Regions from separate parts of the Mus musculus genome. Here region 2 is linked to region 1. The links are chromatin contacts, found by Hi-C or POLR2A ChIA-PET in ENCODE. All regions are on one chromosome and are shown on one strand. Each heading gives the region's core, a stretch centred on a gene start or an enhancer-like site at or near the end of the contact. The rest is flanking DNA. Distances are from core to core; before and after follow the strand shown. Region 1 has its middle 46 kb from the start of Gm46508. Region 2 holds the start of Nadk2 (NAD kinase 2, mitochondrial).

Region 1 (6,709 bases), core at 1,583-4,082:
CCTTTCTTGGTTCCCTCGGTCACCTTATCTATGCAAGGTCTCTCAGAAAGGCTTCATTTTCCTAGGGACCCTTCAGCTTTTCTCTCCCATCACCTCTCGGAGATCCTTGACAACCTGTGGGTCATGACCCCTTGTGAGGGTCAAACGACCTTTTCATAAGAGCTGCCTAGGGCCAGCAGAAAACACATAGATTATGATTCTAACAGTAGCAACATCACAGTTATAAAGTAGCAACCAACTTTATGATTGGGGGTCACCACAACACAGGGGTTACAGGACTAGGAATTAGAATTAGGTTGAGAATCACGGCTCTAGACTGTAGATTATAGACTACAGAGGACTCTCATTCTCCCATACTTTCTCAGACACACACTTGCACTCTGAAGACAACATGGCAACCCCTTCCAACCTAGGACAGAGCTGTCCAGCCCACACAACTGCTACTCCAGCCTTGGGTTTCAGGACATTCTTCTTTCACTAAGTTCTAACTCTGAAGGAAGGGTTATCACATAAAATATGGCAGCCCATTAAACTTTAACTTCAGGTAAGGAACAAATATTGTCTTAGTGTAAGAATTAAATAAATAATACAGTGATTATGAAATGGAAGACACTGGAAGTTCTATTATTTGATAATATGGGAAGCCCACATACAAGTGAAGTGAAAAATAGAAAATAATTCCTATTTGCCTTAGTACAGTGGACATAATATGGGAAAAATATGTGTTGGGGGAGGGGAGTTTTTGTTATAACCACTTCAATTTTTAATTGCTAAGTGAAAGCAAAAACATTCTTTAAAACTCCCACATCTAGAATTTCCTACAGTTTCTTTGTCCTGGTAATATTATCACTGATTATGTCCTTGTAAATCTTGTGGCCACCATTTAAAAGCCTGATGAATCACTTTTGAGGCTCCACGCAACTGTCTTAAATAAATTAAATGGTGTTTAGCTTATCTGTACTTGAAGTACTTTAAAGCTGGCATCTGCTTCTCTCTCTCACTCTCCTCTTCTCTTCCCCCATCCCCTCTCCATCCCTACTCCACATAGAACATTCTCTGTAACCCATTAAAATACAGACATGTCTCTGGCATTGCTTTTAAGAGATAGCACATTTTCCCCTTTACTTGAGGGTGTCTTTTAGAAAAGTACCTATGTGTCTGCCCTATTGTCCTGTTCAAACGTGACCAATTTTCCAGGAGCTGTAAAGAGGGAAATGGGGAATTTTTTTTTTTCAAAATCTTTTCCAGATTCCAAATGGCAGTCATTCCACAAAAGCCCCTACATTAAGCCAGGTATGATGGCGTGGGAAGCAGGGTCCAACTGGGACAGCAGAAGGAACAAGTAGAGACACTGTCTCCCACCTAGGAGATGGTGGGTCCATAGCCGATTTCAAGACCGCCATCAATCTAATGGGAAATGGCATCAGGTGGCAACTTAGGAGCGCTTTCTCTAACTGTGTAAGTTTGGGGAAATTTATTGAGTCCTGAAAATGCCCAGACAGGAGCTTGGAGACATAGCCATTGCAAGAGAAAATAAAAACCATTTAGAATCAGCTCAGCTGGGAGCACTGAGCTGATCAAAACGGTCTCGGCCAGGAACACCTATCTGAAGACTACCACCCAGAGCCACTGCATTCAAACAACAGGATCCCAAAGCCGGCTTGCTTTTAAACCTAGGAGAACTATGCCAAACAAACAGAAAGCACAGCTGTCCTAAGGAAAATGTCACGCCAGGCATAGTAAACTTATGCCTGTCCTTATACTTCAGCAGGTTGAGGCCAAAGTACCACAAGATTGAAACCAGTTAGGACTACCTAATGAGATCATGTCTCAACCTGAGAGAGAGAAAGGGGTGGGGAGAAAAAAGAGAGAGAGAGAAATGTTTCCTGAAACTTAAAGACCTTCAGATGTTGTTTAATCCCAAATCTGGACCCAATTGGTTAATCTATGTCATAATATACCTGACTTCTCAATCGGCTTGCAAAAGTCGCTGGACCTCGGTGATCCCTTCTGTACCTGTGGAGGTCAGATAAAGTCGCCATCCCCAAACCAGCTTTCTCATTGAGTTACCATGTTAAAAGGAATGCTCATGAAGTGAGCGCTAGTTAAATGGCACATAAAGAAGTTCAACTTCTTTATCTCGGATGTATGTAATTATTCACTTTGCAGAAGTGGTAAATGAATAAACGGGACACATATACATCATTTATATACATGTGTGTTCATCAAATTCTCAGCTCAGTTCTTGGCACTCTGGACGGCTCTTGAAATGTTTATAACGAAACGGGCCAGTGAAGACAGAGAGGCTTCGCGGTCCGCAGATGTGATGGATGGATGGAAGCAAGCCCGCGAGAAGCTGCAAGAACTGCTGTCTTCTGGGAGGGAGGCTGGAAACCAGACTCTCCGAAATCTGACAGAGCTCTTCTGGAGGGGCTCCGGGCGCTGCACCGGGGCAGAGCAGATTCCCCTGCCAGTGTCTGCGATGCTTTTGTCAGTGCTGGCTCTCTCTCAGCAGCCCTGCGCTGCATGGTGGTTTTGTGAAGCGCATAATTCGACACTCCGGGGAGACCACCCAGCTTCCTCTCCCAGAGTCTCCCAGGGAACAAAACTGTCCCTCTGTGTGCCAGTGACCTCCCCCTCTGCCGGCCCCCTTCCCACTGCTGTCCCCCACCCCCACCTCCCAGCCAAGGGGAAATGGAAAAGCCAGTCAAACCTTCCCTGGTGGGAACCAGGAGATTTGCTACTAAAGCAGCCCAGAGAGGAGGCCACTCTAAGCCTGGGATACTGCTGCCACCCTGTGGCAAGGACCTCCCGACCCAGAGCGGCCCACACCGTATAAACCACCCAACATTCTCTAGAAACTCCTCAATGATGGGCTCCAGGAGGGCTGTGGAACGAGAAACAGCTCAGAAGCCCGAATGAAAAGTGAACTTGAGTAAGTCCGTGTCTGCGGTGTGATTCCCAGTGTGTAGGACGGGATGGATAGTAACTGGGAACTTACAGGAAAGGCTAGTTCCCCAGGCCCCATCCAGGGCTCTGGAAGGTAGAACCCAGCAGTGTGCTTTAACAAGACTGTTGCGCGCCAAGGTTTTAGAACGTCTGATCCAGAGTCTGAAAAGGCAAGGACCACGAAGCTAACCACCAGCGTCCTTATCTCTTCTTCTCTGGCCCTAAACCTCCCCATGTCTCTCTTCGTGCATTTTAATTTCCTAGGATTGTGGCAGAATAGATACAAAACAAAGGAAAAGTCACCGATGTGCATACATGCTTACTGGTTCAAAGACTTACTGATGCTTTAATTAAAATTTAATTTTTTAAATTTAATTTAAAAATAAATTTATTGCTGGGCAGTGGTGGCACATGCCTTTAATCCCAGCATTTGGGAGGCAGAGGCAGTCAGATTTCTGAGTTCAAGGCTAGCCTGGTCTACAAAGTGAATTCCAAGACAGCCAGGGCTATACAGAAAAACCCTGTCTCGAAAAAATAAAAAATAAAAATAATAATAATAAAATAAATTTATTATTTGAGGTAATAAAATTTTTTGTCGTACCACTCAACCCATCGAGAAAACTCAGATCCTTCATTTATTTGCCAGGTATTTATGGAGTGTCAACCTTATCTCAGGCACATTAATGTGCACTGTAGATAAACCTACCCCTCCCTCCACCACCACCCCCACTCCAGAGCTCTATTTTATTCAGGTGTAAAATAGATTTTCGAAGACTAAACTATGTCACCTCCAATGTTTGTATATTGGAACTCAACCCCAGTGAACATGTATTTGGAGAGAGAGCAAGCTCAGAGCAAAGGCCACGTGTCTGAAAGCCAGAAAAGACCAGCTCAGAGGTCAAACATGCGGGTGCGCCAAGGGCTTTCGGCCCCCAGACTGTGACCAATAACTGTGTGTCCTTTAAGCTGCCCAGTCCGTGCTGTTGTGTTAAGGCAGCCCAAGCAGATTAAGATGTAGGACAGGTATAGTCAATGATGGGAAGCACACCAGTGCAGGGTGACGTTCGGAGAGGAACTAGAGAACTTTAAGGACGGGGTAGTCAGGGAGGCTACCCGGGCAAGTCTCCTGTAAAAGATCTTAAGGAAGTAAGGCACCAGCCTTGGATTCATAGGAAAGAAAAGGCTGGTGGTAAAACACCTCAGGTGGGCATTGGTGGGCTTCCCCGGGGGAGGCAAAGTACCACAAGGAGGCAGTGTGGCAGAATGGGGGATGGAGCCAGACAAGGACCAAGGGTCCACTTGAGAGGGTCTTACAAATCACATAGGAGAAGAGGGCTTTAGTCTCGGCGTGCCGGGTTGCCTCCAGCAATGTAAGGGTTAAGAGATCTTTCCTTTAGATTCGAATGTGTTCCTGTCAAAGTTTACACATTGGCATCACAGTGATAGTGAGCAGTGGGCCTTTAAGATGTGAAGATGGGACTTCTTCATGGACAGTGGCTGGAAAAAAAAAAAAAAGGCGGCTCCGTGCAGCCTTCTGTTCCCAATACTCCAGCCTTCCACCATGTGAGGACAGCGTTCTCCCGATCCAGAAAACGAATTCCTCACCTAACCACAGAACCTTTATCTTCATTTCTCTAGCCAGTAGCATTGTGGGAAAGTAAATTCTTGCGCCTTATGCCCCAGTGCAGGGCATGTGATTGTAGTGGGACTAAGACGATATGTAACTCATCTGCTTATCCTCCGGTGTGCAATCCCTCCCGGGTAACGCAGCCGCTTCCTATTAAGATGGTTGGCACCCTGTGTCTCTTGGTGTCCCCGCCCCCTCTTCTCCCCTCTACATTCTTCAATCTGCTCCCGCTGACCTATCGACACAGGGCCCCATGAGACTTCCAGTTTCTCAACCTGTCCTTCGCATTTCACAGGAATAAGAAAAGTTCAGATGTGCCAGTTATGCCCTCTGCTGGTCAGGGCGCAAAAGGCAATCAGGAAATGAGGTCGGGGTAGACCGTATCTTCAGCGACTCCCCTTATGTCAGCCTTTCTTTCTCCAGCCGTGCCCACAGCTGGCAAGACTGGGTTTGGCATTGCCCACTTCTCCTTTTGCATAAGAACCCTGCGGTCTGGCTTATGATAAGAAAGAAGGGAAATGAGGGAATTTAGCAAATGGGATTCCTTTGTAATATATGCTCTCAAGCCTCTTGCCTTGAGACGAGATCCTATTGTGAGAACCAAAAACCTGAGTACTGTCAATTTCTCTCTACTGTAATTATTCCAATTTTTTCAGGCAAATAAGTAGCCTTGGCTGGCTTGGCTGAGAGTATTCTGACAAGTAAAAGGGAAAATTACATCAGCTCGCCTTCAAATATTATGTCAGTGTTATAGAAAAAAAAAATCAAGGCCTGGCAGTAGAGAATTCTTCTCTGGGGTTCTTTTTTCATACAAGTTTTTCAAAAGCTCATCCCCTGCTTCCTATTTCTCCCTTGGAGATTTATTCATCTATGAAACTCAAACCATTCGAGCCTTTTATGTCTGGCTGAGTTTTGCCTCTATAATTTATTCCACATAGATTTCCCCCCTTGAAATTGCAGCCTGTGCCAGCAGGTCACCCAGGACTTCCTGCCCTTCAGAGGCCCCATAAGATAAAAGGGTAAAAGCCCTCACTGGAGAGAGAGATGGGCCACCCTAGAAGTCAGATGCTGAAGGGGCTTGGCCCCAACTTCTAGCTCTGGCTCACGCCACGCCTGCATCCTGTCTGGTTCTTTCCTCATGAAAACCTAAGTGAGGAGAGAGGTGGCCCCACATAAAGTTAGCAGGCGTCTTCTCCAAGATCAAGGAAAACTTTGATAGAGTTGGGAAGAAAGCCAGTAACCATTGGCTTCCTGTCCTGATGGGAAGGCAGAGACGGCATCTCCAACCCGAATCCCACTGTGCAGAGGAACATCAAGGGTCCATCTTTGGAGAATGAAAAACTCCCTTACCCATCAGCTTCTGCTCACATTCTGCTCCCACCCAGTGCTCGCTGTGAGCTCCCGAGGCAAGGAGTCACTCCTGGTAGTTACATCTGTGCTCGGACTGTGTAGCCTGAAGCTCCAGAGCTTTTTTTTCTTTTGAAATTTTATCTGTCCATCCATCTATCCATCCATCTATCTATCTATCTATCTATCTATCTATCTATCTATCTATCTATCTACCTATCTATCATCTATCCATTGGAAAAGATATGTGTGGAGGTCAGAGGACAGCTATGAGAGTCAGATCTCTCCTCCCACTATCCAGGTTCCAGGTACTCAACTCAAGTCATCCAGCTTGACAGCAAATGTTTTTACCCACCAAGCCATCTCTCCAGCCCTAGTCTCCTCTCTCTACACACTGTATTACCTGCACGTGTGGCCTCACATCTCTGTACCCAGCATTGCCTCCTCCTCTGGGGAATTAGAATCAAAGAAGTTTACAGAACCTTAATCAACACACTTTTGGTTCATGCCCAGCACCTACAGTGCTGAAAAAAATTAGAACTTTATTAGGGCTGAGATTAAGCCGAATACCATACACCAGTCTGGGCGCAGGACTCTGTGTGGTTACACCACTTCCGAAAGCTCAGGAGCCCAACAGACGTTTCCCACAGTTAGCACACGTGTCCACGCTAAAGTGTTGCCCTCCTGAGTTTCGTCACCCATGGCTGTGTCTGCAGAGGAAGCAGTGCCACCACAGGATGGCAGCAAATCATCACCATTGTGCTCCCTGGCTCTAAAGCCACATCA
Region 2 (6,709 bases), core at 2,161-4,660, 440 kb before region 1:
GTGTGTGTGTAACAAGAGGAAACAGAAGCAAATCGTTACATCCCTACCTAAGAACCAGCTACCAAGGCAATAAACAGAAATAATTTAATCAAAAAGATGTGTCATTAAGTGAGCTTACTTTATCTTATCATATCTAAAAAAGGAAGCCATTAAAGATGCTTCCTCTGAAATTATAACAGAATGAGAGGAGGCAAAGTGAAAACAGCCCTTTCTTATCTGATTTGTACAATTAAGTATTTTAAATAACACTTTTTCTTTGGCAAACAAAGTGTAGTTTGGGCAATAATATCCTAGCCAGATCAGTTTTGTTGTGTCTAACATGTGACTGTCAAGGAGTCCAGTCAGGAGCCCTGCCTCTGCCTCTGCCTCCAGCTTCACCTCTTGTGGCACAAATAGGCTGGAAGAGTCGTTTATGCCTTTGCAAGATCACAGGACTTGGAAGCAAAATCCTTAACTAAAAGTCTTCCATCCCCCAAGGTAAGTCATTAACCACTCAATGGGAAGAAAGGCAAAACTCTGAAACGATGCAAAACTACCAGGGAGATTAATTGAGAAGTCAAAATTTTGCCCCAAGCTAAAGGATATAATCCTGGCTTCATGGATTAAAAAGATACTTCATGTAACTCTTTACCTTCACAGAGTCAGAAATCCAGACACTTCCTGCGAGTAAACTACTGAAGACATCATCTGTTAATCTATTATTTGCATTTTAACAAGGACCTCCAAATAGAGAACTATTCTGCATGAGCACACACGCATGTGCGCACACACACACACAAGTTAAAAGAGGAGAATGCTTTCATACAAATCTTGTTGCCATAACATTATGAAAACAGTAGCCAGGGTAGCAGTGGCCTGAAGCAAGACTTTGGGCATTTTCTTTTATAACCAATTCATGAGTAAGTTTGACCCCAACAATATAGTAAACAACATAAAATTCTTTCCGTCCCTACCTTCATGGCGTAGAACTTCACAAAGCCTATTATTCCTGAGCTGTTCTTATCAGAGGTATATCTAAAGCAATCTCACTGCAAACACTGTCCTGACATCAATGCAAAACCAATTCCGATCAGTAAGTTAGGGAAACACTAAAACTGCAGCCTTTTGGTGATCACAAGACTGCTGTAGAGCCCATACTTCAAAGCTGGCCTGTTCTAGCTCATCACCCAGTGACAAACATTAGGAGGCTTCTCTACTCAAAGAGGGAGTTCCAAGTTTTTGAAGACACCGATTACCCCTACATTTTAGGAAGTTTTATTTTGGGCCATCTCGTGCAGAGATACAAGAGTTAATCTCAATTCAAACGCCATCCCGCTTCCGGAATCCTTGAAATAATTTCAAAATGCCGGCTCCAGAACGGACCTTGGAAGCTATTTAGCCCAACCCATCAGGAACTAGGTGAAACTTTTGAAAGCTAGCATTGCAACACAAACGTTTTGTTTCACTCATGAGGGTCAGAGAAGAGAAACCCTGTCTTGAAAAACCAAAAAAAAAAAAAAAAAAAAAAAAAAAAAGCACAAAGGATATCAGTCAATCCAACCAGGGAGAGCCTTGCGTCCTGGCGTTCAATCCCACCCTCTGTGGGGTAGAGCTGAGAGTCCCGGTTCACTTCTGTTGGTTTGCTTTTTCTTGTGTGTACTATTTTAAATCCAGAGACGCTCAGATAAAATTGTGTGAGACTAAGCATACATGATATTTCACAATTTCTAAAAGGTGAACCTTGCAGAGTCGGGCATGTAACCAAAAGGACACGCCTCTTTTTCCAAAATAGAAACAAAGTACTCTCATCTAGCCCACAATCCCCCCCACTTCATTGCATTCATTTCACTCAACTACACAAACTACGCCAGCCAAACGGCTGATACTCTACTAAAGACTGCAAATGTTTTCTAGAAATACTTTCAAACACTTGGGGGAAAGAGAAAAATTTGCACTGATTTCTACCTTGTCAACTTGCCAAACAATACTGACAAGATGCAGCAGCTAGGCAAGGATTTACAATTTGTTTCCCCTGTGTCTAAAATAAAAATGTGAAGGTAAGGGCATCATTTTAGAACAGCCAGCCTACTTATTCTTGTACATAACTTAGTAATGCTTATATACAATTCAGTCTAAAGCCTTCGGGTGTCTGGAGTCAACAATTACAGGCATAACTGTGGGGGGGGGGGTTCCTAAATAAATTGCTAACAGCCCATTTCCCAAAAGTTACTGGGTAGCACAAAATCAATTTTTTTTTTCAAAAATGGGGAAGCTCGAACTCTGGGTTTAATCCTTCCCACACACACACACGCATGGCATACCTGGCAACGCTATTAGTAAATACACCAAACACGGTGTATGGCGGAGGCCCTGTTACTTCAGGGTTCATGCCTTCTCCCCATTAGCCGGCATACTTGTTCCTTTTCTGACCTTCCAACACAAAAACCCATCTCGGGTCAGCTTTCCTGCCTCGCTGTCCCAGGTGCTTGCTTTTCAAGCAGTAAGAGACCCTGAAGGGACAGGCGACCACAATCCAGCAGGGCTTTCCCTGGCCAGGCCTCTGTCCCCAGGCGAGAAGGGGGTGTGACCGCGGCACTTCGGCCCTCTCTCCGCCACCAGTGGCTGTGCTGGAGAATTTCCTTTCTCCCGGTGGTCTGGGGAGAGGTCCCCAGGACAAACAGGGCGAACAACCCTCATCTTCTCAGCGATGGGAGTCCGTGCTACCGAGGCGGGGGCGAGGACACACGTGGCTTCCCAAGTCCCGGTCCCAGGAGCCCCCTCTAAGGCAGGCTCAGGGCGCCCCAGTCCCATGCCCGAGGGGCCCCACAGGCAATCGGAGGAAGGTTGTCGGGCTTTGGGGGTGTCCTGTGGCCCGTCGCCCCCCACCCCCACCCCGAGTACCGGCCGTCCCCCGCCAGGACCCACCAGCTGCTTCAGGTCCTCCTCCGAGAGCTCCGCGTAGCGGTACCGCTGCTGCTCGAACTCGTAGCGGGTGGTTTTCGCCACCACCACCACCCGCGAGGGGCGGAAGCCGCCGTCGGCGGGGCTACCACCGCCCGCCAGCTCGCGCGGCTGCCCGTGCCCCAAGTGCCGCCGGCCGTCCGCGCCCGAGCCCGAACCCCGCAGAGCCGCGCGGCCACCCGCCACGCGCCGGCAGCTGCCCAGCAGGAAGCCCCGGTAGCAAGTCATGATCCGCGGGGCCGCGGGTGCAGGCTCGCGCTCCCTGCCGCCAGCACCGCGCCGGCCGCGCACAGGTTAAGTGCGGGGACGTGCGTGGAACGCGCCGGGGGGGGGGGGGACGTGCCCAGACGCACGCGAGGGCGGAGAGGCCCCGGGAGGCCCCGGGAGGCGGGGATCCGGGCTGGCCCCCGGGCAGTGGGTTTTATTTGTTTGTTTATCCGTTTTCTTGGGCGCCTGCGCAGTGGCCTCTCGGCCCGGCCCCACCTCCCTCTTCACCCTTTCAGGGAGGCCGCTCTAAGCCCGCCCCCGGGCCAGATCTGTCAGCTAATCAGAGGTCGGGAAGGTTTGGGAGCCCGAGGGGCTGCGGGGATTGGCTGGGGCTGGGAAAGGGACGAAATTCTATTTGGCTTTCGAGCTGCCCGAAGAAATCCAGTTGGAACTGGTCTGGGCGGCGTTGGGGGTGCAGGCGGAGTTTTGAGCGCCTGGCGGGAAAGCAAGTTTCTTGCGCATCTTCCTCTAGTTGCTTTCATTTTTGCTTGCTTTCTGGGTAGTTGGTCATGCTCGTCTAGGGTAAATTTTAACCAGTGTCTGCTGGATGGCTGATGTGGCCGTCGCTGGAGTAAGAGCTGGGGGCGGTGACCTCGCTCCAAACGGCTTCGTTTTGCAGGGCCTGATGGCAAATAAAGATGCCGAGCCCTTTATTAGAGAGGAATTAGAGCTAACCGAGAAGGATCACAGAGCATTAGCCCGAGCTCCGGTGACCACCAAAAGACCACCAGCCTAGAGAGGCAGTGCTGTCAGGGAGAAAGGAGGAGGATAATGAGGGAAGGAGTCTTGTCTAGTCCTGTGTGTCTGTCTAGACCGCGAGATAAGGTTGGAAAGCTGTGTAGGACCAGACTGAAGGGTTAAAAATGTTTTGCACTTTATCCTGTAGGCAAGCTCAGAGCAGTGTTTGATGATTATTGATCTGACTTTGGAATGTTGGGTAGGTAGTCCTTGAAGCTAGAGCAAGGGAAGTTACTGAGTCTGTGGGAACAGTTACACAACCATAGAGATGTAGGCTGATTAAGAATAAAAGGGAAAGCTACAATGAAGGGAAAGTCATAAGACAGGGTAGGTGGCCACTGCCCTGAGGTCCTTGCTGTGGCGTCCTTTCCTTTGCGATCCTGGCACTCCCAGTAAGTGGCCTCTGGATTCCGGGCATGCTATTTCATGTTTGTGACACTCAGATGCCTCTGTGATATCGAACCTGTTTTCTCTTTCACGTCACAGAAAACTACACTTTTGACTCCCACTTCTAGCTGGAAACATCTCAATGGGATATCCTAGTCAAATCTTATTTTGGATCCTTTCTTCTGCCTCTTCCAAAACATTGCTTCATTACACCATCCTCTCGGATGTGTCTTGAATTCTCTCAGGAAAACCCCTGCTGGGTTTTCCACTTCAGTCCTTAAGATTCCCATGTCTAGGACATTTAAAACTTTAAAGATTGAAAGAGCCTTCTACACCCCAGTTGTTTACCTGTTCCCTAACTCCCACTTACTGATATATTCAGCGGTTCTCAACCTCTGGGTCATATATCCGATGTATGTATATCCGATATGTTCATTATGTTTCATCACAGTAGCAAACTTACAATTCTTTTTTTTTTTTTTTTTTTTGGTATCATAACCAATTTCTCACTATTCTTTTTTTTTTAACTTAGGAGTAAGTTTTTTTTGTTGTTTTGTTTTTATTTTTTATTGGCTATTTTCTTCATTTACATTTCAAATGCTATCCCAAAAGTCCCCCTATACCCTCCTCCCTCCCCCTGCCCTGATCCCCTACCCACCCATTCCCACTTCTTGGCGCTGGCTTTCCCCTGTACTGGGGCATATAAAGTTTGCTAGACCGAGGGTGCTCTCTTCCTAATGATGGCCAAGTAACTATGGTTGGGGGTCACCACAACATGAGGAACTGTATTAAAGGGTTGCAGCGTTAAGAAGGTGGAGAACCACTGATACAGGTTCAGGACAGAATAATCGGTTCATTCTTGCAGCCAACCTTTTTTGGGGGTGGGAAACAGGGCAGGCTGGGGGCGGTCAGTTGAGGGAACTGCCAAGGGTTTCATCTCCTTCCTGTGCTTACTTAGCCACTATTTGCAAAGTTACCAAATGAGCAGGTGGCTGTTCAGAAGAGCCCATTTAACTCTTAAACCACTGGGGTTTGTGAAGCGCAGAAGTGCCTCCATTCTTTCTGTTGCTGCATGCCAGCAGTCCCTAATGGCATTCCTTCTTCCTTTCAGTCCCCCTCTTTCTAGACCCTTCTCTTGGATGTAGCTCCTGCCCTTGTCTCCTCTAGCCTTCTCCCTGGTCATTTTCCACCCCTACTCCACTCTCTGTTGTGTAATGAAGAGTTTGGGCTTTGAAGGACTGTATCAAATCGCAACTTTGCTGTGTATTTACTTTGTGAACCTTGAACTGGTTGCCTAACCTTTCTGAGCCGATTGTCTTATTTATCAACAGTAGCTACCTTGTAAAGTTGTACGGAAATGGATAAATACCTAACCCTGTGTCCACTGTAAATTAGACCCGAGACTTATTAGCTCCCTTTGCCTTAAATGACTTCAGCTATTACCAACATCTTTAGCTCATACCGTTCTTCTGAACTTCAAATCTTTATTTATAGCTTACTATATAGGATGATGTCACTTCAGTTCAAATGTACATGTTGTCAGTGGACACAAAATTCTATTTGAGTAGAACATCCTATCAGGTGCTAGAAATTGAATGATAAGAGGTCAAACAATAGTAGAATTTTAGAGTGCTTTATAAGAATTAAGAGGAGCACATTTAGAAGAATGCCCTAAAGTAACAGTAAAATAGTAGAGCCATCAAGAATGAGAAAGGGTTTCTGCAGAAGAAGTAACATAAACAAATGTGTCGAGACCCAGTGGCGAAGCAACTTAGAATTCCTTGTGAACTGTGAGCAGTAGACAACACTGGGAGGCGATGGGGAAAGCTAATGCCAAGTGTTATGACCACACCAAGGAGCTTGGCTTTTATGCGATATATACTAGAAAGCAGCAAAGATGGCATAATTAGCTTTGCAAAGTCATTAAAAGATTTCTTAAAAGACATGCAATAAATAAACCCCTGAAGAAATGTTCAGTCATATTAAAAATCAGAAAGATACAAACTAAGATCATCGTGAAATAGCTTTTATCCAATAGATGGTAGAAATTTTAAAATCCTAGTAATATTCTAGTGAGAATCCTATCAAATCATCAGGACCTTACTAGGCGAGACCATTCCTCAATCGTCTAAATAATTCCACCATTACTAAGGTTTACAAATACTCTCTTAGACACCCTATTGTATTCTCATATTCCAGTTTGATAACTAGAAGAAGTCTGATATAAAAAAAAGTAATCAGTATAGTAGAGTATACACTGGAGGTATGATCTAACTAATGCAAAAACACAAAACTCCTGGAACTCACTGGACTGGGTATCAGTTACACTCTCACACAAAAGTGAAATTTTAAAGATAGCAAATTTTAAACTCTAATA

Evidence for each region. A loop is a pair of places that touch in the nucleus more often than their neighbours do. ChIA-PET counts read pairs that join two places held with the same protein, here RNA polymerase II (POLR2A).
Region 2: a loop to region 1 is called in a map of T-helper 17 cell, with 3 times the contacts of the local background. The contact joins the promoter of Nadk2 here to the enhancer-like site in region 1. A Hi-C loop is called at or near these places in 3 of 37 maps with a recorded cell type or tissue (T-helper 1 cell, T-helper 17 cell and T-helper 2 cell). POLR2A ChIA-PET finds 5 or more read pairs at or near these places in 1 of 5 experiments (Patski).

What each region holds. Positions count from the first base shown.
Region 1 is chr15:8,625,479-8,632,187 of GRCm38, reverse strand. No RefSeq gene overlaps it. Among named protein-coding and RNA genes, the nearest start is that of Gm46508, 46 kb to the right of the region's middle. Within about 2 kb of position 2,832, at least 2 of the 3 ENCODE cell types and tissues checked have a DNase peak (open chromatin) inside an H3K27ac peak, as active enhancers do.
Region 2 is chr15:9,067,961-9,074,669 of GRCm38, reverse strand. It overlaps Nadk2 (NAD kinase 2, mitochondrial), which reads right to left and starts at 3,410. Exons shown (of 13, transcript NM_001040395.4): 1 at 2,905-3,410. The coding sequence starts at 3,168.